2 separate regions of the Homo sapiens genome follow, and region 2 is linked to region 1. The links are chromatin loops, found by intact Hi-C in ENCODE. Cell type or tissue: mesothelial cell of epicardium. All regions are shown on one strand. Links, peaks and the distances in the headings refer to the core of each region. The heading gives the core; the rest is flanking DNA.

What was found. Hi-C counts contacts between places; a loop is a spot of excess contacts. Peaks named below come from ENCODE experiments on the same cell type or tissue, not always from the same donor. Only the 100,000 strongest peaks of a DNase experiment are listed, where the experiment ranks them.
Region 2: a loop joins it to region 1, with 7 times the contacts of the local background. A loop is called at or near these places in 2 of 110 quality-filtered maps.

The regions. Positions count from the first base shown.
Region 1 is chr1:186,231,593-186,239,953 of GRCh38, forward strand. No RefSeq gene overlaps it. Among named protein-coding and RNA genes, the nearest start is that of PRG4, 61 kb to the right of the region's middle. In mesothelial cell of epicardium, for the core only: no CTCF peak of the experiment used is centred there; no DNase peak of the experiment used is centred there.
Region 2 is chr1:185,730,487-185,738,847 of GRCh38, forward strand. HMCN1 (hemicentin 1) reads left to right here and starts at 3,905. Exons shown (of 107, transcript NM_031935.3): 1 at 3,905-4,561. The coding sequence starts at 4,294. In mesothelial cell of epicardium, for the core only: no CTCF peak of the experiment used is centred there; DNase peaks (open chromatin) are centred at 3,485 and 3,925.

The DNA of each region.
Region 1 (8,361 bases), core at 77-8,076:
ATATCCACATGGAAAACACCTGGTGCCTAACACCTGATCCTTTGATCATGGCCTATCTCTTGGCCTTCCAGGAAAACACTTTCTGGTGTGAAGTGTACATGGGAGAGGGAAACTAGAACTGAAATGCGTGGAGAACAGACTGGTTTTGTAACTTACAAGAATATAGTGTGCTCTCTGTGTTTTCATTACAAGGCATGTCTCTATTTGGATGTCTCAAACCTCAAACAGATTCAAAATTTAGCTTATCATCTGTTTCCTACCTTTCCCATATCTACCTCCTTTTCTCCCTATTTTAGGGAATGACATCGCCATCTACCAATTTACCCAAGCTGTTCTGCCTTCCCTATCTTGCCTTACTCCTGCCTTTAGCCATGAGAAGAACATGCTACTGGTCCAAGAATGATGAGATACACAAACAGCAGATCCATATCCAACCTGTAGCACAGAGCCAAGCCCAGCCTGGATCAGACAACCCCTTTCAGCCTACCTGTCAACGTGGAATAGAGAAAAGTCAGTGTGACATGCCACTGACATTTTGTGGTTGTTTGCTGGGAAGCAGAAGCTAAAACATTCTCTAAATCAGATTTAATCTTCCTTCCCTCTGAGTCAGGAAAAGTCAAACTGAGTCATTATTGCTATTACCTTTGCAAAGCTCTTAGGAGTTTTATATGTCATGTCCAGAGCATTAGGGAAGTCCCTTTGGTGATCAGTCTACATATGTCACTGCTGGTAAATAATTTTTCATGAAAGCATGGTCCCCAATGGCAGATGACTTCACTGCTCCAATGCCAAATTTGTATACTAGAATCTTTTTTAAGGTTGAAAGCCTGACTCCCAGGGTCTGGCTTCCCTAGGAACAGCAGAGATAGGCTAGCTATTCTCTAATCCCATTCCTCTTCTTCCTGGACACAAAGACTATTCTCCACAGCCTCTGTTAGAGTTACATGTAACCATATGTATTAGGGTTCTCCAGAGAAACAGACCAATAGAAGACTATGCCTAAGGAGATTTATTGTAAGGAATTGACTCACATAATTATGAAGACTGGTAGGCCAACAAACTGCTGTAGAACCAGGAAGAGTCAACATCCCAGGTCAAAAACCACAAGTCTGGGAGAGCCAATGTTTCAGTTCAAAGGCTGGCAGGCAGGAGAATTCTCTCTCAGTAAGGGGAGGGTCAGTCATTCATTCTATTCAGGCCTTCAGCTGACTGAAAGACACACACACACACACACACACACACACACACACACACACTCCATGGAGGACAATCTGCTTTACTAAGTCTACCCACTTAAATGTTAATCTCATCCAAACCATCTTCATAGAAACATCCAGAATGATGTTTGACCAGATACCTAGGCATCCTGTGGCCCAGTCAAGTTGACACATAAAATTAATCATCATACCATATAACTGAATTCCAGCCAATGCAATGTAGGTAAAAGTGAGACATAGCAGTTTCAGGCTTGGCTGGTAGAAATCCCCATATGACCCTCCATGCTCTTAACCCACCTACTGGCTGGATGCAGGTGGGTATGCTGCTTTGTTAGGTATGTGTTGAAGACACTACATCCATGGGATGGAAAGAGCCTAGAGCCCCCAAATCACCACTCTCTGGACATCTTAGATGCTAAGAACAAACTCCTATGATGATGTTCGACTCATTTTACATTAAGCGTTTGTTACAGCAGCTAGCATTATCTTAACTAACATGCCAGGAATCATGACTTCATCTTTTAATTTTTCTCTCGCTGCACCATCTTGAGTTTTTCCACATTAATTCTGTTTTCTACTTTTTGTTTAATTACATGCCTGAGGTATATTCCTGTAGTATCTCTCCTTTATCTCAGTAGTTCCCAATCCAGAAAAAAAAATGCTTTAGCTGAAAATCCATAAATTTCACTCTGTACTTACTGTTGGTGTAATGTGTACAATTTCATATACGCCCTGATACTAAGCCACCCAGTCTTACTCTATGTAGCATTCACACATGATCTTGTTTATCTTTATTGTTTTTGCTTCCTTGCAAATATTGTGGAATTTTGTGGAACCTCAACAATATTTTCTATTTATTGGTATATGTTTATGGAAATCCAAAGGATGCACTACCCTTCTAAAAATAAACACCTGTTTTTTAATTTAAATTTTAGATTTAAGGGGTACATTGTTATAAGGATATACTGCATGATGCTGAGCTTTGGGCCTCTATTGATCCCATCACCAAGATAGTAAACATAGTACCCAATAGGAAGTTTTTCAGCCCATGCTCCACCTCTCTTGTTTTGGAATCCTCAGTGTCTATTGTTTCCATCTTTATGTCCATGTATATAAACATTTATTTTTAACAATACACTTAGTCACTTTTTATAAAACAGCATTGAATGGGTTATAAGAACAATTGTTTCCAGCCCCACTTTCCTCATCCCTTGGTTCATCTCCCCTTCAAACTACTTTTAACTTTTTCTAAGTTTTATAGTAATTATCTCAAATAAACATGCCTACACTTCTATTCCCTGATTTATCAGTTTTAGACACTATCTGTATTTCTGTTATAAGGATATGACCTTTTTGTTTTTTACATCAGGCCCAAACTCCTTTTGCCATGTATCCAATGTAATTTTATCATTTGTGTTTATGTTGTTATTTTACTTATACGTCGTTCACCTAAAAGCCAAGAAGTTTATTATGATTACACATACTTTCTTATAGAGCCTTTTTTGAGAAGGCCTTTTGTGTCTTGTAATATGTTCCTGATAATAATGCTCAATTTTCTCAAATGTTTCATCATATCAGGTATTCGAACCTGCTCCTTTTCTGAAAAATAACTCTCAGGAGCACTCCATTTTCCTGCTCTTGTCTGGGTTGAAAGGCTGATGCCTACCCAACTGCTACAAACTTCAGCACACATCCCTGGAACAGGCTCTCTGACCTTCCTGATGTGGTAACCTTGGCAAGCAGATAGCACAGTTAAGCGGAATGTCTTCTCTGCCAAGCAGTGGGTAAGAACAACCCCATTCCACATCTTCCTGATGAAGACTGAGTACTCCCTGATTTTTAAGAAATAGTTCCTGTTGGGAAAGACTCAGTGGAAGAAATAAACTGCTAAATGGCTATAAAAATAATTCCTAAGAATGTGCAAGCAATTTTGAAAGGAATGATCAGAGAACAAAAATCTTTGGGGAAAATATTAGATTGCATGTTACCAAATCACTGTTTGCCATCTATTTCTGTATATTCAACACAATCTATATATGTTGATATACCAAAGACTACTCACTGATCATTAAATAAGGCCTTTCTGAAAAGAAGACTGCCATTCCTAGTCACTCTTGTAGCTAAGCGTTTCCATGTGTCTGACTCTAGCCAATTGAATAAGGGAAGAAGTGATATATGCCACTTCCAGCACTGGCCAGAAAAGCTTCCATGATATCTTCCATGTTCTTTTCTGTTTCTAGCTGGATGGGAACGAATACAGCCCTCAGGGGAGCCTTGGAAGTCAAGTGATAAAGTGGTTGAAGTCATAAGATGGGAAAAAGCCAAGTACCTGGGTCCCAGTTTCAAAAAATGTTGTTTGACCAGTAGGATGACCAAGTTGTCCTGGTTTACCCAGAACTTCTCCAGTCTTAACACTGAAAATCTTGTATTCCAGGATACCCCTCCATTCTGGGCAACCCAGGATGGTTGGTTACTTCATCTACCAGGAATTGCAATAGTGTGTTCATAAGCTAGAAATAAGTTTTATTATAAGCCACTGAGATTTGGGGACTCATTTGTTACAGCAGCTAGTGTTCCTTTGACTAGTACCAACATGTCCGCATGTAGGGCAGTGTTTCACATTTAGCAATTTGAAACAAAGGAAAGAAGATATGTAACATACTTATGAGATTTCATGTCTGAAATTTTGATGCACTTTGTGTTTTTGCTGAATCATGATTCTGATGTTGTGCCAACACAGGGTGTTCATGAGTTAGAGTTTTAACTAGGACTTTGAATTTATTCTAATAGCTGTTCTGTATTTATAGAAAATCAGTTATATATATACTTTTAAACCTTAGCCTGATATCTACTCTATTTTTCATATCTAGGATATGTTAATATTCCAAGTATCCTTTCTCCCCCTCCCAACATATACATAAATATGTGCACAGTCACATGCATACATACGGCTGTAAACATATAGTATCTGGGGTGTCTGTTCATCCTAGCTGCTTCTTATCTATTCACAAAATGCAAATGCTTGAGCCTATACCTGTGGCAACAGCAGGTTTTCTACAAAGCCAGTCCATCACGCTCTAGGCTCCTATCTCCAGAGATTCCACAAATGCTTAAAAGAGTGTGAAAGACAGAAATCAGTCCTTCTTAGATCTCTCTTGATATACACAATGACGGCAGAGGGTCACCGGTTTTTATTAGAAATTAGCCTTTGTGAATCACATCTTAAAGTTTAGAAAGCCATGCAAAGCCCCCAACCCTGATAAAAGCCACAGCCATTGGAATAGCATAGTCATCTACAGAAGCCAATCTCTTTATGGTAGGCTACCTACAGCCCAGTGTTATGCTCAGTGGAGGGGCTCCCAGCCAAGCTGGCCAGGATCCTATGTTGAAAGTTCTTTATTTCCAGTTTCCCTATAAAGTTGTGGAAACTCTGGCTGTGGTAGATCTAGGATATATGACAGCAATGGAGTTGCCTTTTCATAACACATAAGGCAATCCAGCATGGAAGGAAGATGCCGGAAAGAAAAATATTTTACTCACCAGCAAAGCTGTTCACATATTTTGAGTCTGGAGCCCAATGGTAAAGACAGAATCCTATGCCTCAGCTGCTGCTATGAGTACCAGGACAGAGCTCTCTTCCCATGATGCTTTAGGAAAAGAATATCTCCAGCATTATGGACCTTTTCTCATTATTGGATCTGAGTACTCACTCTTGATATAGCCGCTATCAATGAGTTCACTTAGACAGTTCACCTACACAGTCACATGCCTGAACGTAACACTCCAGGAGAATTGGTTGGCATTAGATGTAACGTTTGCTACCCCTCAGAGTTGAACTACCAAATTTTAATAAATCCTCAAAACACAAGAGCCCTCAGAACTAAGGGAGCTATGCTCAGCGATTCCAAGGTGACTTCTGTCCTGCTCTACTCTAGTGGAGACCTCTAGTCCCACCACCTACAACTACATATAGAGAATATAGAAACATGAACATGATCTGTCTGCTTGGACAGAAAACATATAAGAAGTGTTGAGAATGCATGATGATTATTAGAAAAGGCACTGTTTGTTTTGTATATGGGTTCTTGGTTTGTATGAAGCACCTCGACCTTTCGTGAAAGTGAAAATTCAAGACAAACAGTTCCATTGAGACATCTACCTACTTTTGAGCAGGGTTGAAAGAACAACAGAATTGAATCACTCTAAGCGAAGAAGCAGAGTGTGTGAGGTCTAGGCAGAAGCAAGACAAGAGGAGTTCCGGAGGAGAAAAGTGTGTGACTCATTGGGCAGGCATCACATCTCTTATTCCTGACACCCTCTCACCCTAGGGTTGGGTGAGTCATTCCCAATGAGGAGATATACAAGCAACTCCCAGAAGAAGCCTCCATGGAATGACTCCTCAGGTCCCAGATGTCCTCCAGAGCAACAGAACCTATGAGTGGCTAAGGTCAACAGAAAGCAACAATGGACCCCAATAATCTGCAAGTGATGTTGAGGGTTCCTTAAGAAGGGCAGATAGAAAAAGGCAGAAACAAGACTATCTTCAACCAAGTTGCGTAGAAAAGTCTATAACTTCTGATATTCTTCAGACATTTGAGCTGAGTACCTGGAGGTGAAAGTCAAATAGAGGGAATCATTTGAAAGCATGAGCTCCAGAACCGCACAGACTGGGCTCAAATTCCAGCCCATCCCTTACCTCCTCTGTGCTCTGGGCAAGTTCCTTGATCTTCATGTAGAAGGAATCTTAATTCCTTCATCTATAAAATGAGAATAATAGTTCCTAAACTCATAAGACCAATTTTGAGGGTTAAAACGTAGTACATTCAAATAACTTAGAGTTCATGACACATAGTAAGTCCTCATTACCTTATCAGCTACTATATCATCATCATCATCATCATGAGGCCACTATGAGCAATGGCATCTATTTCCCAGCTTTCTGGGCCAGGAAGTTTACACAGCTTAAAAGGAAACAAGTGCTCAAGCCTGTAATCCCAGCACTTTGGGAGGCCGAGGCAGGTGGATCACCAGGTCAGGAGATCGAGACCATCCTGGCTAACACGATGAAACCCCGTCTCTACTAAAAATACAAAAAATTAGCTGGGCGTGGTGGCAGGTGCCTGTAGTCCCAGCTACTTGAGAGGCTGAGGCAGGAGAATGGCATGAACCCAGGAGGTGGAGCTTGCAGTGAGCCGAGATCGCACCACGGCACTCCAGCCTGGGCAACAGAGTGAGACTCCGTCTCAAAAAAAAAAAAAAAAAAAAAAAAAGGAAACAAGATGAATTGATTGAGACCTAGAAGACGGCTCACAAACTCAGGTCATCCTTAACATGGGCCTGTACAACCACAGCGCGAGGAAGACGTGAACACTTAGATTAGCAGCAATGGCAGGCAGGACATTCATCTCATTCACAGGCAATGTGTGACTGACACACAGGTGAGTCAATGTGTGTGGCAGGAGGGAACAAAATGAGTTGTGATACAAATGGAGAAGTGGAGGGGGGAAGGGTAGACAGCAAAACAAGAGGCAGGCAAGAAGTAGAAAGGAACACAGAAACTCATCTGGGCTCTGGACTCAACTGTGATATTCCACTGATATTTTTAACATATGGTAAGTCCTCATTCCCTATCAGCGACTATATATCATCATCACCATCCATTGACTTCCAGCATTTTCCTCCTGCGACTCCTTCTCAGGGTCCTATTAAATATTTTCATAACTACTTTGCTGTTAGACTCATCCTAAATACAAGGCAAGTCAATAACTCTACCCATTCTTTGTGTGATATATGTATTGTAATAAGGAATGTTATTAAAGGAATAACATCCTTCATGACCCAGAGACTTTCCCCAGCATCTACAAATTACACCACGCTCTATGAGCTCCTGCAAGAGTCTTGTTTGGCAAAACAAAAATCACAGGATACAAGCTCATGTGTAATTTTTAAATCATCTTCCTCTTCAGTAATAAAGTACAAAATGTTCCTCAATGTGCTGACATCCTCTAGATGACCATGGAGATCATGGAAGGAGTGGAAGAGGGAGCTTGAATTTTCCACAAAATTAAAATTCATTAAAATTCATTAAGGTTGTTAAGCTAAGAAATCATACAGGGATAAGGGACGCCTTCTTGATGGAAGTCCTTGTTTCAAATATTCAATAAAATGCTAACCTTATTTTCCCTATGCTTTATGAAATTTTTTTTACAATTTGATTTTAAAAAAAGAAAAAACAGAAAGTGTAAGTTATCTAAGTACAGATGAGGGGAATGGCTTTTTCCTTCATATTTGCCTTCATGAATAGGTGGCTATATGTTTTTGTTATCATCCTATAAGAAGTGAATTATATATGTCTGTGAGCTGTTACTCTAAAAGAAAAATAAAAAACATTCTTCAAGTGTAGGGCCAAAGACACTAACAGTTTTCACCACCAACAATCCAACCACTGATTTATTTAATATAATTAAGGCTTCAGTTACCCAGTAAGAGCCAAAGAATATTTGCTTTCCTCTAAAATGCCTCTTCTATGATCCCAAGAGGTCCACAGGGTCTCCCAGAAATATGTTTTTTCTCCATAGCCAAGTATTTTGCCACATGTGTTTGTTATGATTGGCTGAGCCTGTGGTGACCACTATTTAATTAGGGCAAGATTGAACCTCCTCAGAGAAGATGTGTCTCATGTTTTTAAGATCTGGCCATCTGAGAGTGCCCTCACACATACAAACCAAGGAAGCCACAATTCTTTTAGTGAAACAGATTTCTCTTCATGTAAGGAGTGGACAATGTTAATATTCTCAAGTAATATATTGGTACAAATAATTTCAAAACTCAGGACATCTGTTTTTGAAAATGAAAAAATGTATTTTTTACTATTATATTTCTGTGTATTTTCAGATGACAAGATTTCATCATGGGTACATTTAACTATGACTTCTAGTTCAAGACATTTGATAAAAATGTGTCAAATTAAATAACTCATAATTTTCATCCTAATGTGAATTCCCTCCAGGCATATTTTTATAATTGTCTCCATTTAAAAAAAGTTTCCTCAGAATTGTTTTCTTTGCCTTGCATTCTATTTTATACCTTTTCATAAATGAGGAAGGTATATTGTATGCTCTCCTCCTATAATTCTTGTGTTATA
Region 2 (8,361 bases), core at 298-8,297, 500 kb before region 1:
ACTTGATGGTAGTGAAGCTATAAAAGACCTAAAAGCAATCAACTTGATAATGTACTCTTATATTGGCTATCCTTTCTTCCTTACTTCATTACCTCTACCCCTCATACCTGTACCCTGGGGTCACATTCCAGACCATCTCTAGTCAGACTAGAAAACCCCATGATTCATAGAGTACTGGGCAGAGTATACAGAAGGGCCTTTTCTCAGTAGTGGAAATACTTAGCCATAGACTGAATACTGCTTTGGTTTCACCTAACAATTTTTAAAAGAAAGCCCTAAGAGGATCAAACTGTTTCTAAGCAACTTAATTCTGTCCCAGAATAAAGTCCTAGCGTATTGATAGGAATACAGAGATATCCTTGTTATCCTAACAAGGTTAAAATTCACAGTGTCTGATAGGTAGTCAAGGATTATGAGGCTTGAAAAGACGCAAGAAAATACAATCCATAACAAGTAGGAGTACTGACCAATTGAAACTGATCCAGAACTGACACAGATATTAAAATGACCAAATGCACACATTGAAGTTATTATAACTGTGTTCTATTTATACACTTAAAAGGAGAAAAGGAAGACATAAAAAAGATCCAAATTAAACGTCAAGAGTTGAAAACTACAATGCCTGAGATGAAAAATATATTGGATGAGGCAATTGGCAGATTGAATAGGGAGAAGTCAAGGTTAACGAACTTGAAGAAATAGTTATGGAAACTATAAAAAATGAAGCATAGTGACAAAAGAAAAAAATAATTTTTTTAAAATTAAGAGAGCATCAGTGAACTGTGGAAGAACTTTAAGTAGCTTCATATATGTGTTAATTGGGGCCCCTAAAGGAAAGGAGGTTGAAGACAGAAAAAATAATGGCCCCAAATGTCCAAATTTGATGAAAACAGATGGAAGAAGTACAAGAAATATGAGGGCAGCCACATCAATGCACATCATAATCAAACTGCTCAAAAACAGTAACAATAAAAAAACTCTTAAAAACATACATGGTTTATATAGAACAAGTAAGTACAAAGATGATAGAGATTATCTTTTTATTGGAAACAATACAAGCAAGAAGACAAATGAAAGTACTGAAAGAAAAACAAAAAACCTGTCTACCTAGAATTCTTTACTCAGCAAAAAAAAAAAGAAAAAACTCTTTGAAAAACAAAAGTGAAATAAAAACTTTTCCAGACATACAAAAGTGAAAGAATTTGTCTCTAGTCGAACTGCATTACTGAAATTATTAAAGAAAGTCTCTTAGTGAGAAGGAAAGTGATATCAGATGGGAATCTGGATCTACACAAAGAAATGAACAGCACAAAAAATGGTAACTACCTGGGTAAATATGCTACATTTTTCTTATTTAGATTCATTAAAAGATAACTGACTCCTTATGCAAAAAAATCAATATAATGTGGGATTTAAAATATAGTAATATGCAATAAAAATGGATGACAAAAATAGTAAAAAAGTCAGGAGGGGAGAAATGGAAGTATACTAATCTAAGGTTCTTATACATGAAGTGGTATAACACTACATGAAGAAAGGCTGGTAAATTAAAGATGTATACTATAAACTGTAAAGCAACCACTAAAAGAGTTTTAGCTAATAAGCTAGCAATGGAAATAAAATGGAATCATAAAATATTCAAAAAGAAGGCAAAAAAAAAAAAAAGGAACAAAGAATAGATGGAAGAAATAGAAAACACATAGCATGGTGGCAGATTTAAACTCAACCATATCCATAATCACATTGAGTGTAAAACATCTAAGAGCACAAATGAAAAGGCAGAGATTATTAGCCTGGATGAAAAAGCAAGACCCAATTTTAGGGTGACTACCTAAAATATACTTTAAATATAAAGAAAAAAATAAGTTAAAGGTGAAAGGATAGAAAATGATACACCATGCAACACTAATCAAAAGAAAGTTGCAGTGTTAATATCAGACAAAGTATATTTTGGAACAAATAATACTACCAGGGACAATGAAGGCAACTTCATAATGATAAAGGCGTCAATTCATGTCCATTATGTCAAAAGGACATAATAATCCTATGTGCTTATGTAACTAACCACAGAGCTTCAAATACATGAAGCTAAAACTCATAGAACTGCAAGAAGAAATACACAAATCCACAATTGTCGTCAGATATTTCAATACCACTCTCAAAAACTGATAGAACAAATAGGCAGAAATCAGTAAGGATATAGAAGATTGGAACATTATTAAACAACTTGACCTAATTAACATTTATAGAACATTCCACCCAACAGCATTCTTTTCAAGTGCACATGGAACATTTATAGATCATTTAATCCTTATTAGGTGGGTGCTATCATTATTCCCATTTACAGCTGAGTAAACACAGGTCTGAAAAAGTTTGGTAACCTTCTTGAAGGTCACACAGTTAAATGTCACAGCTGGGCTTTCAACCCAGGGTATCTGACCCAGAACTCTTAATCACTAGGCTCTGTGGCCTCCCTTGAGCACCTGGAATAGCTCAGGTCTCTAAGACTTAGAATGAAATCCTTTTTAAATAAACAACGGAATGGGAGACTCAAATAGCATTCTCTAAATACTGCTTGAGAAGGAAGTACCTTCCCCCTTTCCTCTCATATTCCCACTCAGCCCAAATGGCCTGTCTGCTTCCTTTAAGTGACATGACTTATAGGTATCATAAACTCGGGTTCCACAGCCGCTGGGACTGAAAGAGAAGACAGTTGTAGATTACAAAAGGTTGGTGGGAGCTAACTCTTCCTCAGGCTGCATCTCCGTTGGGTGGGCGGTCTAATATACATCCAAACAGAGATCAAGATGCCTGTTTGCCCCTCTTTAAATGCTGGGATCTGGACAACAACTCCTTTTCCAGGAAGGAAATGCGTTTTTATTAAAATGACATAAAGAATCCTTAGTTCATGGTAGACTTTCTTTGCTTATCCTCTTATCTCTGTTATTAGTACTATAACGTATATAGCAATCACAACACGGAAAAACGTTGGCATGTCTTCCAGGGTGAGGTTTCCTTCTTGACTGGCAAGAAAATGCCATAGAGGGGAGCACCTTTCCAATAGATCTTTGGCTGAGACCTGAGGCATGACTGTTCCAGGGGAGGAAATCTGAAACGGGGATATTATTCTGCCTTACTATGCTGAGCGTAGGATTCAAACTGCTCAGCAAATGTGAATCTTGATAATACAATTAAAAAATCAATTTTCTCTTTAATATGAATTTTATGTCTCATCTTTCCCCACACCTCTCTCGCCCCTCCTCCTTGTCCTTTCTACGGGGCTTCCATCCTGTATTCACATTCCCCTCTACAGTTAGTGACTACCTAGTTCTTGTCTCTCATTTCCCTCAGCAGCCCCTTTCCTCTTCCTGGGCTTCTTGCCCCTTCAGCGTTGTCCTCCCTTCCTTCCCTGCAGTCCAGAGTCTCAGAGGAGATCAAAGAGCGATAGTGTGGCTGCCTCGCAGCTGAGAGAATTTTCCAGCTCCCCCTCCTGGCTGGGCCGAGTTGTGGGCTGAGAGGCAGGAGGCTGGGCTGGGGCGTCTTGACTTTTGGGGGGAATTAGGAAAGAGGTGTCTAAAGCCGCGTTGTACACAATAGAAAAACAAAATTCCCTTTGTGCTAGTGTGGTGTCCCTCGGTTTGGGTCTTTGCCACACATTCTTGAAAGCCATTGTTTACACTAGCGTTTTGCAGGTTAGGAACGGTGCCGGTGGGAACCGAGCTGACACCGTAAGCGCTTCCCTGGGACTGAATTGACCCTACAATCAGTGGAGGGAAAAGTCACCCTCCGGGGGGGCCTCCAGAGCAAAGGAGGGAGGACGGCAACTGGCCAATCAGGAGGCGAGGCCGAGCCAGGCTTCCCCTCGTCGCTCGTGAGCTGCAAACAGTGGAAAGTTGGGAACCTCAGTCGCTGGCCCAGGCGGAGAGCAGCGGCGGCGGCGAGGGCAGCGGGATTCGGGCCGCGGCGCCGCAGGCTCAGAGCTGCCCCCGGGGCATGGACCCGACGCGCCGCCCGCACTCCGCCACAGGCTGTCCAGGGCCCGCGGGCAGATAGCAGTCCAGGAGGAAGCCGCATCCAGACAAAAGCTGCCGCATCCCTGCCCTGCCCAACCCCTGGAGGGATTCGAGTTTGGTGCTTGTCCCCGTCTGATTCTCAGCGCCAAACTTTTTGCTAGTTCAGAGATTCCAAGAGTCTGATGAGTTACTCTGAGAGGAAACCCTCTGCCTGTTGTTGAGGAGGACTGAGCACAGTGCTTAGGCGCTGAGGGGGAAAAAGAGGGGGAAAAAAAAGAAAATGATTTCCTGGGAAGTTGTCCATACAGTATTCCTGTTTGCTCTTCTTTATTCTTCCCTAGCTCAAGATGCGAGCCCCCAGTCAGAGATCAGAGCTGAGGAAATTCCCGAGGGGGCCTCCACGTTGGCTTTTGTGTTTGATGTGACTGGTTCTATGTATGATGATTTAGTTCAGGTGATTGAAGGGGCTTCCAAAATTTTGGAGACGTCTTTGAAAAGACCTAAAAGACCTCTTTTCAACTTTGCGTTGGTGCCTTTCCATGATCCAGGTAAGGGAAATATTTATACTTTGTCTTTGCTATGTCTCATGATTACATTATTTCTCATGCTGTGAATGAAATTGTTTGTCAGGAAGTTTCAAAACCATTTTAAAAAAATGTGCAGCTGAAAATAGTTGTAACAAAGAATTACTTGCTGGCGTCTGGGTTTGCTCATTGATACCTACTTAAGTCTCAGCCCTGGTGGAGATGGCTTGTTTAGGGAACTTGTACTGTGGTCCTCAAACCTGGAAATGTGGAGTTACGAAAAACAAAACCAAAAATCTTGGGCAACGACATCAAAATCACTTAACTCACTTAGATTTTAGAACTAAAGCATGTTTAATTACGAAGGCAGACTTGGACACGAATTTATAGCAGCGAAGCTCTAGGGGCTAACATCCAGATTGAAAGCACACTCTGAGGGTAACTCTCATTTAAGAGGGGAAAAAACCTGTTGTGTGAGACACAAGGAAGCCTGTAAGTAGTAACTACTAGTGGAACTGAAGACATGAAAAGAAAAGAGAGAAACCAATCATTTCTTAACTGAATCTATTCATCTTTGCACCAGGGCATCATTAGATAGGTTCACAGATGGGTATAAACATTACATCCATGTCTCCTGCGGTAGAATTGCTTGTAATTCGGAATGTCTGTGCTTTTTAAAGGTAGTTGAAGTGAAATAACTTCATTTTTGCCCTAAAGCCGTAGGTTTCAGCAGCTCCACTGTAATATGATCCTATTTACTTTTTTCAGTTTCTCTTTAAAGTAGCACCTCTCTGTGAGGCTTATAGGAGCCCCCATTGCCATAGCTGAGGGTAGCCTTGCAAGGGAAACCCTGGGGCTGGCAGTCTAATGTCCACCTGAGTTTCATTAGCACAAGTTGCTGCCCAGTTGAAGAAATGAAGCAGTGATTTCTTAACAGTCCTCCCCCACTGTTCTCCCACACTTTTCCTGCTTTTGAAATTCTCCCTTCACTAGAAGAACTTGACACAACCTCTTCACAACGAGAGTGTGATATCGGCAATCTGAAATTCCTTCCTGTGCATTTAGCAAAAGTATATAAGTTCAAATTATTGGTAGGTATTAAATATGGCAGGTTTTAACTATTAAACAATGGCACTGGGAGAAATTTAAAGATATATAGAACTCTCGGATTTTCATGCTCTTCACATGATGAAAACAATCTGTACTACTCTTCTGGGATATGTAATATATATATACACACACATACACATACATACATTACATATATGTAATTACATATATTTGTAATTTCTACATTGGTTAAACATGAATATTATTTATATTTGAATAAAGAATTGAATGATTATTTACTGTGTTTACTGTCTTAGACACTTCATATGTTGTGATTTTCAATGTATTAAATGTCAAGATGCCAACTGTGATGCAGTTTGAGGTTTTTGTTATTTCGGAATACCTTGAGTATGTTTCTTCTAGATGGATGAGTCTGAAGTTAGCTAAAAAATGAAGTGAAATTTTGTTTTTTCTCTAACACCACGATTTGCTTTTCACCAAAGAACTCTTATGAAATTATATTGCTGTAAACAGAATACAAAAATTGCCTCAAGTTATACATGGATACCGGACTATCCTGATATTTTGAAGTGATATGAAAACTTATTGGAATGAATTGTATTGTGGTGCCCTGCCTTTCAATTGTTACCAAATGGGAGAGTTTGCTCTTTGCTGTAGTTGACTTTCCTGTAGTTTAGCAATCATGATTTAAAGTTGGGGAAACTTGACATGCTAATAACAGATGACTGAATAAGTTAGAGCTTTTCTGAATCCAGTAATATGAGAAAATGGTTAACTAATTTAAATTGGTTTCATAAACTTAATTGTGTGTATAATTCAACAGAATTATTAATTCTGTTTACATTGTGATTCAAAGTAGAAGTGGCCAAATATTCATGTTATCTAAAGCTATTTAAAATATTTTTGAAAATAAAGAGAGAAATTGAAGTTTAAACATACTGTTAACTTTAGTATTCACTTTACTAGATTGTAGTACTTTATTTGTGTGATATTTTTCCTCTGTAGGTGTGTGTGTATAATCATTAAGAGTTTTTGGCCTCTTTGTAGTTTTTTTGTTGTTGTTTATTTTTTTTTTTTTGAAACAGGGTCTCACTCTGGCACCCAGGCTGGAGTGCAGTAGCACTATCATGGCTCACTGCAGACTCAACCTCCTAGGCTCAAGCAGTCCTCTCACTTCAGCCTCCCGAGTAGCTGGGACAACAGGCACATGCCACATCTGACTAATTATTTTTTTCATAGAGACAGGGGTTCCACTATGTTGCCCGGGCTAGTCTTGAACTCCTGGCCTCAAGTGATTGTGCTGCCTTGGCCTCCCAAAGTGCTGGGATTACAGGCAGGAGCATCTTGGAATGACAGGAAGGACCTTAAATGGGAATTGGCTGTCTTAGTGAGTGACATTAGAAAACTATATTTACTTTCTGAATCTTAGTATCCTCAACTATATAAATTGAGAGAATTCTATGTGAATATCTCTTAAGGTCTCTTCTAATGTGACAGTTAATGACTCTTTTACATATGGTTGTTTTCATAGTGCCTAACACATATTCCTATGGTTGGGTGACACAACCAACATGGAAAGAAATAATGTATAGAATTTAATATGATTATATTAATAATCTTGAATGTTTATAAGCCCTTTGACATCTATCGCATTTAGCTAGATGAAATAATGGATGAATTCTGGGATATATTCTATGTCTTTTGATATAAACCTTTAGATATTTGCAGATGATTGCTTTGGAGCCCTGCATTACAGTTTGGGGCAAGGTGTGTATTTGCAGATGGAGTAAATTTAAAACACATGGAACACATAGGTAGTGGAGGCAGGGTGTCTAACAAGTTGAAAATGAGATAAGACCATTCAGAATATGTGCATGTAAGAAGCGCTGTGTTGAACTAGCAGCACATGTGTCTAGAGTAGGAGGAGGTACCAGAGATGAACGGGGGTCATGGAAAGGCGAGCCAACCTTTTGATTTTGATGTTAACGGTGGTTAAGATGGATTTTCCACTTTCACAATCACACTTAATGTATTTATTTTTAATGGTTTTATTGAGATGTAATCCCCTTACCATACAATTCATCCACTTAAAGTGTACAATTTGATGCTTTTCAGTATATTCACAGATAGGTGCAAATGTTGCCACAGTCCATTGTAGAACATCTTCATTACCTCAAAAACAAATCCTGCACCCTTCAGCTTTCAGTCTCCTATACCCCAATCATCTTCCCCTCAGTCCTAAGCAGCCACTAATCTATTTTTTTGCTTCTATAGATTTTTCTGTTCTGGACTTTTATACAAGTAGAGTCATATTCTATAAGGTCTTTCATGACTGGCTTCTTTCACTTTAGCATAACATTTTCAAGGTTCATCCATGTTGTAGCATGTATTAGTACTTCATTCCTCTTTTTATGGCCAAATAATATTCCATTGTATGATATACCACATTTTGTTTATCTGTTAGTCCATGATGGATATACCTGGCAGTGGAATTGCTGGGTCATAGTAACTCTATGTTTAACTGTTTGAGAAACTGCCAAGCTGTTTTCCAAAGCAGCTGTACCATTTTATATTCCCACCAGCGCTGTGTGAGGGTTCCGATTTCTTTCCAACCTCCTCAATACACTACTATTATTATTATTTGAAAATTTCAAAAGTTCTTTATTATAGCACATAGATTTATAAAGCTCTTCTTAGAGTTAAAATAATTCAAAAAATAGAAAGTAAACTCATTCTGGAGATTATTTTCTTTA